Linked DNA regions of Homo sapiens: region 1 is linked to region 2. Evidence: chromatin loops called from intact Hi-C (ENCODE). Cell type or tissue: dorsolateral prefrontal cortex. All regions are shown on one strand.

Evidence for each region. Peaks named below come from ENCODE experiments on the same cell type or tissue, not always from the same donor. Only the 100,000 strongest peaks of a DNase experiment are listed, where the experiment ranks them.
Region 1: it touches region 2 in a loop (3-fold over the local background); 2 of 110 quality-filtered maps call a loop at or near these places.

Annotation. Positions count from the first base shown.
Region 1 is chr15:51,129,630-51,137,629 of GRCh38, reverse strand. The region is part of intron 1 of MIR4713HG (MIR4713 host gene); the gene reads right to left. Among named protein-coding and RNA genes, the nearest start is that of TNFAIP8L3, 39 kb to the right of the region's middle. In dorsolateral prefrontal cortex, CTCF peaks have their summits at 4,365 and 4,571 (motif pointing left); DNase peaks (open chromatin) are centred at 4,539 and 7,598; H3K27ac peaks cover 1,367 bases.
Region 2 is chr15:51,398,891-51,406,890 of GRCh38, reverse strand. GLDN (gliomedin) reads right to left here. Exons shown (of 10, transcript NM_181789.4): 7 at 6,616-6,699; 8 at 6,393-6,518; 9 at 5,148-5,298; 10 at 1-2,614. The coding sequence ends at 2,137. Among named protein-coding and RNA genes, the nearest start is that of GLDN, 61 kb to the right of the region's middle. In dorsolateral prefrontal cortex, CTCF peaks have their summits at 3,223, 3,425 (motif pointing right) and 4,813 (motif pointing right); a DNase peak (open chromatin) is centred at 4,860; H3K27ac peaks cover 1,433 bases.

The DNA.
Region 1 (8,000 bases), 270 kb after region 2:
CGAAGAGGGATCATAAGGATTCAAAGCTAAGAGAAATAAGCTTTAAGGTGTTAAGGAACATGTTTTCAGGGGTATCCACTGGGGCTATCCTACAGATGGGTCTGAAGCCCAGTATCTTCTTGAAATTAGAGCCTGGGCTATGGCCAATCCTGGAGTCTAGAGGGGCTCACATCTTATAGCTCCACAGGGAAAACCAAGGAGTGGCCTTCCCCCAACACTGCCCCCACACACAGGTTCCCTGCATCCTAAAATATAGGATGCAAACATTTTTGGAGACCTCATCAAAGCAGATATGTGGGTATGAAGGAATATGCATTTGGCAACAACAGGCAAAGACACTATTACCCACACACTCATGTTATTGGCATGTGACAGAGCCCCCTGGTCCTAGGGCTGTGCTGAAACCTGGAGAGGGCTCACGTGTCACTCTCAGGTGACACTGTACTTTCATTTTCATAAATGGGCAAAGTGAGCAGGAGATGTGGGTCCTGTGGGAGAATGAAGAAGGCTGGTCCTTAGAGGAATGGCTATAGGGACAGTGTGAGAAGAGGGTACAGGCAAGTCCAGGTGGCCTGGTTGGGATAAGCAGGAGGGACTTCTAGCCTCTGGAGGGCCTGCTGGGTGAGCCCCAGGCTTCCCTAAAGCAGCTTCAACGTCTGATGGCACTCGGGCTACCGACCCCATGCAGCACCCTTTCATGGTTCTCCACCTGAGCCCCTACTCCTCTAAGCCTCAGTGCACCTGTGTTCTGACCTCTGAGAAGGGGGCCTGCACAGATGAGAGTAAGGCTGACCTCCTAAGCTCTGCAGCCAGGCTGCCCTTCTGACCACACCAAGCTGACATGCAGCCCCGCCGCCTGGGTAAGTTGGCTGGCAGCCAGCTGAGAGCAAGCCCCAAGACATCACAGAATACAAGCAGGAGAGGTCACTCAGGCTGGGCACAGGGGCTCCTGACAGTAATCCCAGCACTTTGGGAGGCCGAGGCAGGAGGATCATTTGAATCCAGGAGTTCAGAGGGGAAGGGAACAGGCTCCAGGCCCCAACCCCAGCTTCAGCACAGACGAGCCAGTTGGCCATGGACAGTCATTTAACCATCTGACTCCAGTCCTTCATTCGTGAAATTGGGAACTAACGCCTGCCCACAGGCTCTGTGTGAAAATTAAATGCAAGTGAAGGTGGAGACCCGAACACTGCCTGGGTTCAACAAAATAAATTCCCTTTCTTGCCTCAGCTCTCCACAGCTCAACACTCTTTTTAGGAAGCAAAGATCACCTTTCCACTCTCATGCTGGATTTCTTACCTCAACACAATTCTCAAAGATTCCCTTGCGTGTCCAGTCAAGTAAAGTCCTCAGTAACTTTTCCTTGACTCAAACACCCTCAGGTCCCAAATCCCCCAGCTTAGCCCCTTCCAAGTTCAGGAAATCTGTGCTCATTAATGCAAGAGCCATTAACCCCTTGAAAGAGAACCTCAGAACCTCAGGACAATGGGAGAAAGTGCTGACAGGCAAGCTTGACGCAGCAGGTAGAAGATGGAACACATCGTTGACGGCTGCACAGCCCATGCCTTGGAGACAGCACATGGATATCTGCTGAGTCTCCTTCAAGGAGACCGTCATTACCCTCTTACATGAAGCTGGTATGATGTCATACCAAAGGAAGTGTAGGCCCACCGCAGACGTTGCACCACGACTTGGAACACCTATAGGATCATCACCCTTTGTGTTAGACTGAAGCAGTCCTTGAGGCAAGGATTCAAGTGCAAGTACTTTATTTGGGAGATGACCTCAGACAACATAGATAGGGGCATGGGGAAATAGGGAGGAGAAAGGGACAGGGAGGGGAAAGAAGTCAATAAGGGGCTTGTTATCAAGCAAGTTACAGTGGACAACTGAAGCTCAGAGTTATGCTAACCTAGGGGGTTAATTGGTTAGTTGGCTGGGGGCCGCCTCTAAGGGCAATAACTCTAAGGTGCTTCCAGATTGTTCCTTGTGTGGGCAGAGGGTGTTCCCATGGCCAGAAAGAAGCTCCAGGGCAGAGTCGCAGGTATTTGCAGTAGGCAGCCCTCAGGCATGTACAGTGAGCGTGGGGTGTGGGCAAGATGCCCACACTGTGGTCACCTTGCTGCATGTGCTCCCAGCTCAGTGTGCAGCCTTGGATTGGTGATCCAGCATCCCAAGATATGTGATGAGAAAAGCAAAAGCCTGGGTGGAATGCAGTCACAAGGTCTCTGGTACCTGGACAGTGTTTCACTTCCTGTGAATTAACTAATTCACATCATAGTTTAGCTTGTGAGTTTAATGATTAGATGAGGTTATCCAGAGCCCAATGAATAATGACTATTTATTAGCTGCTTAGCTATTTGAGGCTTTCAACCCATGTTGTGGTAAATCATCAGAACGCCTGAAAGGAAGATTTTGTTATTTCTAATTTAGAGATAGAAAAATTGAGAGTTAGAAATTAAATGAACTGGCCAAGCTCCCATAGCTACTAAGAAGAATACTCAGAATTCAAGTGTATGTGAAACAGGGATTTTTGTGAGATTCATACACTGCACTCTAACACCTCCTTGACTCCTGAGTACTCTGATGAATCAAACCTCTGAATGTGTGAAAATGGGGTGAGACTCTGGGCCCACAGTGACCCCAATCAGGTTGCAGATATCCTGTGAGGGACAGCCAGCAGTCAGCCCCAATTGCTCACACCTGTTTTCTGCTCACTCTCATCATACTAAAAACAAAATTCCCACCAGGTCCTCAGTAACTCCCCCAAACTCACCTGGGTCCTCAGTCTCAACAAGACCCTCTTCTCTGTGTTAAAGAAAATCATATTCTAACACTTGCTAAAACAATAAGGAAGACTTTATTCAGGACTATTGCAATGGAGTATTGCAATAGGTGTGAGAGATCAGGTTCAACTTCAAATTCAAGGACAAGTGGGATTGTCAGCCAAGAACAGAGTGAGAGGGTTAGTGGATATGGAAAGTTGCTAAGAGAAGACATCAAGGATAGGAGATTCTTGTGAAATCAACTTAACAGGATTCTTGCTAAACACAAACTAATGTGATCAGATATCAAGCATGGGGGATTCTCCCTAAACTGACTTGGCAGGATTCTTACTAAAACTTGACTGGGCAAGGACAGACACAGACAAAGAAGTCCAAGGTCAAGGCCCAGTTGAGAAGAGGCTCATAGGAGCCTCACTAAAGTCTGGTCAAAGGGAGAGTTTTTGTCACTTGCCACAAAGGTCCAGATAACAGTTATGAAGCCAGACACTGGGACTTGGTGTTCTGAGTCCTCAAAATACTCTGGAAGGCAAGGACCAGGATCATCATCTTTACCTCACCAATGAGGAACCAACAAGTTAAGTACCTTGCCCAAAGTCAGACTTCCAGCCAATAACAGAGCTGGGATTTGAACCCAGAAAGTCTGGCGTCAAACCCATAGTTTTACCCACCACATGACACAGCTTCTCATCTTGTTGATTCCTTAGTGGATTTCATGCTTAATTAATCTTCCCACCACAAATTTGGGGATGAAGCGACCCAAAGAGATGGGGCTATCATAATCCTGCTTTACAACAGACCATCTTTCACATCCTCACTAGTTACTTTGGGGCCTCTAAAGATAAGCCATTGTAATGGACGCTTCATAATGTGATTTGACCAACAAAAACATTGGTACACAAAAGAGGAAACCGGAGCAGATTTCTGCATTCATTTCTATTTTTATTGTGTTCTGCTTTTGTTTAATAATAAGGGGGAGGAGACTGGGCTCGATCACTCATCTGCAGCAAGAATTTTTTATTACCAGGGGCTGGAAAACAAAATGGGTTTTAATTTATTCCAATTTCATTTCAATTTTGCCAGTGGACATCTGTGCTTGCGAGCTTGGAAACCATAATACACGACTAATACTTTCCAATAATTTTCTTTTGATAATTCCTCTGACAGTGTGAAGAAAAGTGCCTGAACATGGATTAAATATCACATGACAACATTTTCCCAAATCTACGTGGCAAACTGCTACTTTTCTTTTTCTACAAAGATAATAGGAGGAAAAAAGCAATTTTTCAGAGCAGAAAGCAGCAGACAAGGTTCAGAGAACTAGAGTTCTTCTCCTGGCTCTGCTACCCACTATCCAGATGTGTGGCCTGGGGCGGGGGAATTCACCTCTCTGGGTTTCTGTTTCCACATTGGGAAATGAGATGCTTAGACTGTGTGATTCCCAAAGTCCCTCCCAGCTCTGAAATTTCCAGAGTCTCTGGTACAACATGGTGCCAAATGACCTTCATAGTGTCGGCATCATAGCTTTGGACGTACTTTGAGTTAACCTGGTTCACTGACTAACATAGAGAAGGAAATCTACAATTAATTGGGCACATATGCGAGCTCTTAAAAAAAAAGCAACAGTTTACATCAGGAATCTCAAATGGCAGGTGGCATAAGTGAGGGCATCAGGCTGAGCAAGGAAACATTAGGGAGCAGTGGGAACACTGCTGAACTGAGAGCTCACAGTGTCTCTGAAGGTGGCAGCTGCTCCTTTGCGCCATCCAGTGGCTTCCATGTGGCAATGCAGGCCCAGTGCAACCAGAAACTGATTTTTCAAGCAAAAATAGAAACCTAGATTTTTATGTTCTGTTTCCCAATTATTTAAACACTGTTGGGGCCAAAGAAAACATACTTAGGAGCCCTAGTTAGCAAATCTTGAGTCACATGCACTGGGTGTCTAACCCATTCTCTTTTCTCCGGGACCATCCTGTACTTCCTCTGTCCGGCAGAGCATTCATTTCTGTTTACTCATCTGTCTCCCTGCTGGACGCAGAGCATTTTGAGGGTCATGGGTTCTATGCCTGTCTTGAGCAGCAGATTGTTGGTAGTCAATGAAATAAAGGAATTTTACTATTTACAATGAACGCGTCACTGTATTAGTCTGCTCAGGCTGCCATAAAAAAATGGCATGGCTTAAACAACAGAAATTTACTTCTCACAGTTCTGGAGGCTGGAAAGTCCCAGATCAAGGTCCAACAGGGCTTAGTTTCTGGTGAGGGCTCTCTTCCTGGTTTACAGAGGGCTTCCTTCTCACTACATCTTCACATGGCCTTTCCTTGGTGTGTGCACACAGAGAGAGAGAGCTCTCTGTTGTCTCTTCTTACAAGGACAGTAATCCTATTGGATCAGGGTCCAACCCTTATGACCTCATTTAACATTAATTACCTCCTCAGAGACTCCATCTCCAAATGCAACTACACTGTGACCCAGGGCTTCAATATATGAATTTGAGGAAGACATAAACATTCAGTTGATAACACTCACCTAATGCCAACTCACAAGAATTTACCAAAAGCATGGGGGAGGAAAAGGACAAGAAGCTGGGTCTAGAGGTCAAGAGAGATGGGAGACTAGGGCCTCTCAAGCCCAGGCTTGCCCCAGCCCCTCTCCTCAAGAGACAGCCCCCACTTCTCACCTTGATGATGCTTCTTGCTCCTCCAATTGCCCACTGAGCTGAGCAACGGCTTTCACCAGGACTATGACCCTGATATTTCCAACAAGCTGATAAACACACAAAGCTGACCGGGCCACCCCTAGCATCCACAGGCATCATCTCCCTTCCTTGCAACAGGCCCAGGCAGGTGAAGTAACGGGTCCAAGGTCACATGGGTAGTGAGTGGCAGAGCCCAGATTCAACTCCTGCCCCACCCCTCAAGCATCACTGCTTTCCTCCCACCAACTTCTCCACCAGATGCCATCCCCAACCTAGAACTTTCAGATGCTAAGAGTTGGCACCTGAAGCCCAAACTAACTGATACCTCTTAGGAATCATTCCTCACGTTTCCCAGTCCCCTGCAGGAAGTGATTCATGAAGAGTGGCTTCTGGGCTCCCAGCAAGAACCCTCACTCAGAAATGGTTTTCTACCACTCTGCTATCCAATGCTTGAAATTCCATTTTTTGAACTTCCTAAGTCAAACCCCAGTGATGAAGCCTGGTTGCTATCAGAATCATTCAGGAAGCTTTTAATTTTTTTTATATCATGAAAAACTCACTGTTTTTCCATCTGTTTATATTTATTCTAAAATTTTAAACAATATATAAAGAGAAAAGGAAGAAAAAAATCACCTGAAATCCTACCCTGAGATTACCATTATTGATACATTGATGACCTAAATCCATGCATTTCATTATGAATATATATTTTATATATTCATATATAATATATATTTATATATGTATGTATTTTATATATATATATATATAATCCACAGGAATCATCTCCCTTCCTTGCAACAGGCCCAGCCAGGTGAAGTAACGGGTCCAAGGTCACATGGGTATATATATATATGTATATATATATATATATATACATATATATATATGTATATATATATATATATATATATATAGCTTTTATGATGTCTTATCACACAAGCTGTTTTTTTCATTGCTACCTCTTTAAAAACAGTATTGGTGGGAAGGCGACCTTGGTTACTGTCTTGTTCCTCCTCTGTTTCCTTTCATCCACACAACTTGGTCCAGGTCACCAGTGTTAACAACCTTCTCTACGCTTATCAACATACATAGATATATAGACAGATATAGACGAATGATGATGATGAAGATGATGATGACAAAAGTTTAAAAAGACAATAGAGATTACCCCTTGATGTATCATTTTCAAAAAAGGAATAATATACATTTCTCTGGCTCCTGATTTCCTCATTTAATAATATCTCATGGGAATACTTCTTAGTCACCTTTTTAAAAACTAAAATATTCCATAATGGTGATAATTACAATTCACTACATTATTCCCCTTTTGAAGGGAACTTTAGGTTCTATTTTTGTCACTATGCATAATGTTGCAATAACTATCTGAGGACCTATTTATCCATACATACTGCTTTTATTCCATCAGAGAGATTCCCTGGAATGGAATTGCCAGGTTGAAAGAACATGCATTTTTAATTTCAATTGCTAATGCCAGATGGCTTTCCACAATGTGGTAGCAATCTCCATTTCTACCAATAGTGCATAAGTAAACTCTCTCCTGCCTCCCACCAGTAGTAGGTGTTATCATCCTTTAACTTCTGTCAACCTGACAGGTGGAAATTGATAGCCCATTGTTACTTTTCTTGCATTTCCCTACCAATGAACTTGAGCATCTTTTAATGTTCATTCGTCATTTGAATTTGTGCTTCTGTTGAGAGGCCTGCCCTTATCCTTTGCCCATTTTCAATTGAATTTTTTTGCCTTTTTCTTATCAGTTTGTAAGATGTTAACTTTTGAGGGGTAGAGACTGGCTAGTGGTTGACCTAAACTGTTTCTTTGTCCTCATAGGAGCAGCCAGACCACATGTCCCAGCCTCTCTTGCGCTTGTGCATATCCATAGTCTCAGTTCTAGTCAGTGAAGCATGGGTGGAAGTGGAGTATTACCCTTCCAGGCCTGGCCCACAAAACTACCCACTTGTGAGCCTACCTACTAATTTCCCTTCCACAAGGATCTTGGAAGCCACATATTAAAGATGGCGGTGCACACAATAGAAAGAGCCCAGGTTCCTGAATCTCTGCCTGGAGGAGGGCTGCCTGCCAAACAGGATCACCCATCATGGACTTGATATGAGTGAGAAATTCAATTCTATTGTGCTAAACCATAGGGTGTAATGGGTTTATATGTACAACAGAGCCAATCTAACTAACACACCCACCACCTGCCATATGTGTTACAACTGTTTCCGCCAACTGTCATTTGTGTAATGACTGTGCTTGCAGTAAAATTTAAATTGTAAAATGTTTATATTTTCTTGTATGCCTGCATTTTATAGCCTCTATATTTTCCGTGTAAAATGGTTTCTGGGGAGCTGTTTACAAGTACAGATTCTAAGATCCACCCTAGAAAATTCTGCTGCAAGCAGTCTGGAGTGGAGCCAGGAAATCTCGATCTTATTAAAGCTCCCTGGGGTTATTCTGCTGCATCCCAGGATTGGAGAGTATTGCTTAGGATATTA
Region 2 (8,000 bases):
GCACTTATTAGACATATTGATCTTGAACATGAGACTCTTTGTTAGAGAACGTGAATCTGAAAAGAGTATTTTTAAAAGCTAAGGTGACATGGTACAACCAATCTAATGAAAAGTAGGTGAAGTTTCAAATAGCCATCATATTGAGAACACAACAAACAAGTCATTGACAGCTGCCTGGGGACTTTCAGGGGAGCAGGGAGATTTGAATATTTAAATCTGTATATCCCCTAAGTTTTATTTTCTTATATTTTATTTTTTAGAGATGGGATCTCTCTAGGCTGGTCCTGAGATCCTGGCCTCAAGTGATCCTCCCATCCCTGCCTCCAAAGTAGCTGGGATTGCAGTTATGTGCCACCATGCCCAGTTCAACCCTAAGTTTTAAAATACTGCTGTTAATAATATATTGAACTCAGGGCCATTGAGAATGAATTTGGTCCCAAAGAGAAAGTTTCAGAATACACACAAATTGGGACAAGTTGCTGAAAAATCTTTACATAAGATTTGCCCTGGTTCCCCTTCCTGGCTGCAGAGCCCCAGGAACTTTTCCAGCTTCCTCTCTATTCGCAGTGGCCCTTCCCGGGGCCGCAGCGCTGGGCTGAAAGATGTTTAAAGAAGTGAGTTGGCAGAAAATATGCATATTTAAGAGCATTTAGGAGCAAGTTCAACTGGATTCTCTCCTGGCATCCAAGGGGACCAGATCACATCCTTTAAAACTATGTTAGAGAAAGAACTGTCCCCTAACCAGCCTTTGTGGAGGGCCACTTCATCTTACGCCGTTATCAGCCTTCCCCTCTACTCAAAACGCAAGTCACATCCTATGCGGCTTCTTAGTTTAGAACAAAACAAAACAGGCTCTGGTTCTGATTTTTTCAAGAATCAGGCTCACTTTATATTCTTTATCAGGAGTCAGCAATCTTTTTCCATAAAGGGGTAGCTGGTCAATATTTTAGGCACTGTGGGGCCATATGCTCTTTGTTGCAATGACTCGACTCTGCTGTTGCAGAGCAAAAGCAATGTCAGGCCGTACTGCATAAACAAATGAGTGTGGCTGTGCTCAGTAAAACCTTATTTAAAAAAACAGGCAATGGACTGGCTCTGGCCCAGTTCTACATAATAGCCACAAATGGAGCCTCTCTTCTGAACACTGCAAAGTGCTTCCCATGGTTCCAGCCAGATTAACGTCTACTTACACAGCATTTAGTACTTTGATAGTGGATCCACAGGAGAAGCATAAGAAGTCAGAGTGATCTGAGGATTCAGTGTTCATGATCCACAGCTACAAATCAACATGATCAGAAACTGGGGGGAACCTGGAAGATCATGATTCTGTTTTATTAAGAAACCTGGGCCAGGCACACATGCCTGTAATCCAGCATTTTGGGAGGCCAAGGCAGGAGGATCACTTGAGCCCCAGGAGTTCAAGACCAGCCTGGGAAACATAGCAAGACTCTCTCTCTATTTAAAATAAGAAAAGAAAAAAAATAGCTTATTGAAAAAAAAAAAAAAAAAAAAACCTGAACATGTAGCTGTCCCTGGCTTTTGCTAATCTCAGAGCTGCCCAATCAGCAGCTGAGGGTAATGGTTATTCTGTGGTGGCAGGTGCAGATGCAAAGAAAAGCAATAAATTATGGATAATGTGATACTTTAGATGTCTTAAAGAGTCAATGCATTTTTTCAAAGAACAAGATATAAGTCAGCACTGAGGGATTCACTACTCAAGCCACTGGACTTATCAACTCAAAGGTAAATTTGGTCAGCATGTGGCTAAAAAAGCTAAACGACAGAAGCAGATACATAAAAGTTGTGAGAAGAGCAGCCACCAAGAATCACCAAATTACCTACAGGTACAGAAAATCTCCCCAATCATCTTAGCCAATTCAGATTACCAATGGGGAAACTAAGGCCCAAGGAGAAAGAGGTAACTTGCAGAGCCAGCTGTGGGGAGATCACCAAATCTCAGCCATTTCAACTTCCAATCTGTTGCTATTTCACTAAGCGGGGCTCACTGACCATATAAACACTTTTGAGGTTATTTTCTAAATATCTGGCTGACGTTAAAAAAACAAGTTTCCTGTTGGGGGAGAACTGGTCCCAGAAAACCCCTGAAATTTGCTGAAGGGAGCCGAATGCAGCACATCACTGATTTAAGGTAGTTGACAAAAACTGCACAGGATAAAGCATTAAATGGCCATCTTCCCATGAATATAAATGCTGATCTCTCATGTTGTATGCTAACATGGCAAGAACAGACTGGGAAGTTCTTAAATCAAAGTTTGCATTGATCTGTTTCCCTCCTAACAAATCAAAGGCAAATGTGACCCTCATATCTTTGGTGTCTGTGACATAGAGGATTCCTCGGGCAATGAAGGCGTTGCCAGCCTTGGATTTAGGGTACGTGGTATTGACGTGTTGCACCACTGAGAATGTCCTCTCATCCAGTTGTGCTACAAGAATGCTCGAGCCGTCCACACTTGACGCATAGATAATCCAAAGGCCCTTTTCATCTACAGCTAGATTGAAGTAAGTTTTGGAATTTGCAAAAAGGTATTTTCGATCAAAATACAAGGCATTTTCAAGCTTCAGAGTTTGGGATGTTTCCTGGCCAAATTCAAATCTGAAATATGCAAACAAAGAAAAGTAGACATGAATCACCGTTTCTGTGGACAGGTGGTTTATTAGGCTCCTCTATTAAACTGAGTTAGTGGGTCTGGGGTGAGGGCTGGGATTTTGCATTCCTTACAAGCTCCCAGGTAATGCCTGCTCTGCTGGTCCTTGGGCAATGCTGTGAGCAGTGAGGCTGTAAGAGACAATGACTGGCTGTGCTAGCAGAGGCAACAGGGAGACAGTGGTGTGGTGTCAGAATAATCACCAAAGTCAGAATGAATTTGCATCTGAGTGACCACTTACTAGCCATGTGACCCCCACTTCACTAATGCCCAGATGTTTGTTGACCTCCTGAAATGCCCCCTCAAAGATTCTTAGAGCTGCAAGGGGGCTGTAAAAGAGGATCTAGTCCAATCTTTTCATTTTATAAGCAAAAAATGAGAAGCAACTGGCCCATGAAGACAAGTAAGAGGCAGAGCCAGAGGTTGAACTTAGGGTTTCTAACTCTAAGTGTGGGGGTTATTCCTTTACTCCCTGCTGAAATTTTAAAAAAAGAGTTTCACAGCCTGCTAAGTTAAGAAGAAAGTCAGCAGGTGAGAAGGGCTGTTGCAAAGTCATGACTGTGAAAACCATTTTCTTGTGAAGTAAGTGGCTGGATACATTAAACTATGGCATGGAATCTCATGCCCCTTAGCTCCTGGAGGCTGTATGATTTGACAGATTCCAACTCTAGGCTGTATTGTAAAAGTGAATTATAATTCAAAAGGTACGTAACTCCAGGAATGAAAATTCAGGAACATTAGGCTAAAAGAAAACACCAGAGGGTGCCACTGAGCAGCAGAAGAAACATGAACTGTGTGCATCTGTGGATATGCATTTGAGCATAACAGACTTGAAGTCTATCAAGAAACCGTGAAGAAACTAGAGAATAGTGAGGCTTGGGAAGGTCCCTGCACATCTCAGTACACAGGAGTTCTCCTTCCTCTGAATACCTGGGGTTTACTGCTGCCATTTGGCCCCGTCTAGTCCTGGCACCTCACAGCTGCATTCCTTGGTGAGACCCATCTCTCCCAGCAATTACAGGGTCGAATTCAGCTCTGCTTCTCCGTCAGGTCCCAGTCCGTGGCGCGGCATAGAGCAGTACAGCCTCCTAACCACTGCATCCAAACTTAGCTTCCTTAGAAGATACACCTCCTTGAAGAGGCCAGTTCTCACTATGGGGGTTATCCACCGCAGAACTGCCCCCCACGCCACCTCCGTGTGGCAATAGCCCTATATAACATGGCAGCAGGGAACCACAAGATTCAGTGAGAAGCATCGGAGGAAAGAGTGTGTCTTGAGAGGGGGACTACTGAGCAGGTGGTAGGTCAGTTGTCTTTTTCTACTAGCACAAGACTGCCCAAATGGGGTGGCCAGGGAGGTGTAGAGATGATGATGGGGGTGTCATGTAGATGGGAGTGAGAGGCAAAGGAGGGGATGCTTCCTGCCGCGGCTGACGCCAGTGTCCGATGTGTCTGATCATATCGCATATTACACTAGGAAACTCGCCCCATTCTAACCTGAGCATTCAAATGCCAAAGGTTGTTAAAGCTGGACCTCACTAAGGGTAGGAGAAGGATGAGGGAGAGGGAAGGGACCCAGTCCTCCCTCAAAGTCACTGTCTCTTGTTTTGAATGAGTAGGACTGTGGCATTCATAATACTGGGTTTACTGTTTCAGATAGTGGAAGAGCTAGAAGGACTCAGAGGCTGTAGTCCATCTTTTTGTTTTTAGTTGAGGACAGGGAGACACAGGAAGTGCTGTCTCTTGTCCAAGGCCATAGAGGAGGCACAAGAGTTGGAGCCAGAAACCAGGTGTCCTGGCTTTCGGTTCATTGCTCTCTTGATTTGCCCAAGATGACCTGCTTCTGCCTCCAAAGGCCAGAGCTTGATTTCCTCTTCTTGAACCCTAAAGACAGAACTTCAGCAATTCTTGTGGGGAAGGCTCAGCGGCTGCCTTGGGCAGTGTCTACCCAGGTGACCCTCCTCCCTTCCCTATGGGAGAGCAGAGGGCGGCCTGGGAGGACTCCATCAGGATGACAGACGGATCTGAAGGCAGAGACGCTTGACTAGGGGTTCATTCCCCAGTCTTCAATGATCTCAGCTGTGACACGAAATTCCCCACACCCAAAGTTTTCCAAAACAAAACTTTATCAGGGAGCAGCAGCACGTTCCACCAGGGGGAGCTATGAGTTCGGGCTGCTTCTCTCTCAGAGGATGGGGAAGCTGCGGCCGTCACCACTCCAGGTCTACTTCTCCCTGGCTCTGACCTTCCTCGGGCTGTCCAGACCAGCAACAAATGCAGACCCCAGGCAGGGGCTGGGCCATGGGGCTCACTAACATATCCTGTGATTCATTCAGTCGACAAACCCTGATTGACCTCAGTGTGTCAGCCCTAGGGACACAAAGATGATGAAAACACAGTCCCTACCCCTAATTGCTCACAAAAGCACCACAGCACAGGTGCTGCCTGAGAGGCGTGAGAAGGTGCTGTGGTGCGACTTACCTCACTAGGGTATTAGAACCCCCTTTGTGGTAGTAGAGAGAGTTGTTGTAAACAACGTGCCCACAGCCATGGAAATAGTATGGAAGGTGGATGAACGTGTAACTGCCATTCAGAAGTGAGGGCTGATCCTTGAATTCCTTAACCATGATGCCTGTAGGAGGGAAGCCAGGGAGAGGCTGTTACCTACCTCCAGCAATCACAGCTTGGGAGGGAGTCCTTGGGAGGAATTTCAAAGGCGGGAAGTTGAGAGTGAAATGTTCCCTAAGGTCCCTTGTCCAGTGTGAAGAGTCTAAGACTCCCAAGCTCAAAGTCCAATTCTCCATATGGATTTCTGAAATGTCTTTCAAATGTGGTAGGCATTGAACTGGCCTGGCTGCTCCTGGGAGAACTATGTATCACCCTCTCCCACCCCACTCTATACTGTTTATCAAACTCTCTATGAGAGTGGCATAGGCCTTCAACAGGAATAGCAGATACTTGGCGCTTGGGCAATCACCTCTTGCCTCCTCCCACCTCTTCCTGCACTGTGCAGCAGCCACTACTAATGAACAATATTACTTTCTTTTTGAGTCCCCGAATCCTGGTAATCTGGGCAGTTATTACCAGGTTCCCAATTGAATAACTGGCCTTGATGAAATAAAGAACTGATTTCTTCTCAGCTATTTCTCCAACCAGTGATTATGGCCAGACCCCTCCTTTAATGAGGCCGCTGTTACTACCACTAGCAATTCCTGACCACATCTCTTTGGGACAGTACAACTAGGGACCTGCTCAGATAGAGTGTGACTGCAAGGTGGAACTTCACCTTCTCCCTGGGCTCTCTGTCCAACAGGTGGCTGGGAAAGATGGCCAAAAGTACTCTTCTGGGAGGGCGGCAACCTTAGAGAAAGATGGATGGTGTACAAGGATTTCATCTCTGACATTTTTTTCCCATTATGGTTTGGAGGTTTATGAGGCCTGCAGTCATAATGCTATTTGTTTCCTTCTGGATACTTGTCCTAAAACAGGCGATATCTGGGTTACCCTCCTCATGCCCCTGTGACCTGAACTTCAAGGCTTGCCACCAGCATGTTCAAAGGAAGAAAGTTTTCTGCCCACTTATTGGTCTTTCTAAAATAAAGAGACATTTATTACACCAGCTACCGGGGATTTCAGACACACACAAATGGAATACGCCCAAAGGTAGGCAACAGATGAAAAATACAGTTACCACACAGATATGGGTCATAGGCCGAGTGCAAGTACCTGAAAAATGCTCTGTCACCCAAATCCGGTCATCACTCTTGTTAGCAGACTCTCTTATCCAAGTCCCAAATGTCTCTGTCACTTTCAGTACTTGCACTGGGTTTCCAATGGAAGTGATCATGGATTCTGCCAAAAGAAGAGAAAAGAAAGTCACTTGCCTGCCAATTATGACTTGAAGGTATTCAATTTCTGAATTTCAAGACAGGACGCTTTGTTTCTATACCTGCTTGTGGGGAATGGTGTTCACTGGCTTTCTCATCAGCTTTTCCAACCAAGGTATCATCATTTGGTATGGCACAAGTCTCACCTAAAATGACAACAATAATCATCAGAGCCGATACGGTTGGCACAGTGAGATTTGTTGGACTTTATAGCTGCTGCTCTTCCCCACCTCATTCCAGACTCTAGTCTCATAAACATCCCTTGCAATAGATCACCAGATTCCTTGGTTGCTTGCTTTCAAGCAACTCCAAATCATAGCCTTCCAAATTCTTCGCCCTGCTTGTTGAGTTCCCAGGAAGCTTTTCAGGAGTACAGTTGCTAAGATAATACAATCCCAAAAGGACGTCAGTAAAAGCAACAAAGTGGCCTGAGCCAGCCTGTTCAAGGCCTCAGCAATTTGGGGAAATGAGAGGCTTGCTGATGCCTTCCTGGCCTGTCTGGCAGGTGGCATCACTATCATGATTGCATTGTTCTGGAAGGATTTTCATTTTCAGGGAAGCTGGTGGAAGCTGTGAAGTAGCAGCCCCAGAGAATGGGGTGGTCCACTTTATGCAGCATCTTCCTGGGAGAGACATCAGGCAGGGAAACACCGATTTAGAGGAAGAAGTAATCTAGATTCCATCCAGCCTAGAGACATGGGAGTCCCCTCATGACCATTTCCCCACTGTCTCTGTCTAAGAGCCTAGAGAAACACAGGTCCTTGACAGGGGCCTGGTTCAATTTGGCTTGGGGCTACAGCTGAGCTGTGACTCATCCTCCTCAGGTTATCAGTGTCCCCCTTAATGAATGGGCTGAATTTAGACCTTTGGTGAAGAGGTGCCTTAGGGCAGCAGAAGCAAACCTGAGGGAGAGGAGGGAGGAGGATGAATGTGGCCAGGATGAAGAGGACAGGACATGGACTGAACCTCAGGCCCACTCAAATCCTGAGGGGTTCAAATCACCTTGTGGTTGCTTGATGGAAATCTTGAGGGTAATCTGAAGGGCTCCTTTATCAGTAAAATAAGGGAGCCCGACCCTCCATGATCTCTAAGCTTCCTTCTAGCTGGATAAGCCTGTGTTTCCCTGAAGTCCTTCTGTCACCTGATGAGAGTGGTGTCGGGGATCTGTTACAACTTCCCATGGGCAACCCTGCTGCCCCCGGAGTTTCAACTGGGGTTTCCACTTAGGGAACTACAGGGTATTAAAGATGTGGAGTTGGAGCAGGAGAGAGGGCCAAGTTCAGATGCAAATGCTTGGCAACCAAAGACTCCTTTCTAGGAGGCAGAATGGAAGATAATGCCTTTCATTTAAAGCCATTTTCCCTGCTCTGCATCCAGCCCCTGCCGATCCAGCCCCCTGGTAGATTAGGCTAAGCCCAGGAGACTGCTTCTCCAGACAAGGGCCGTC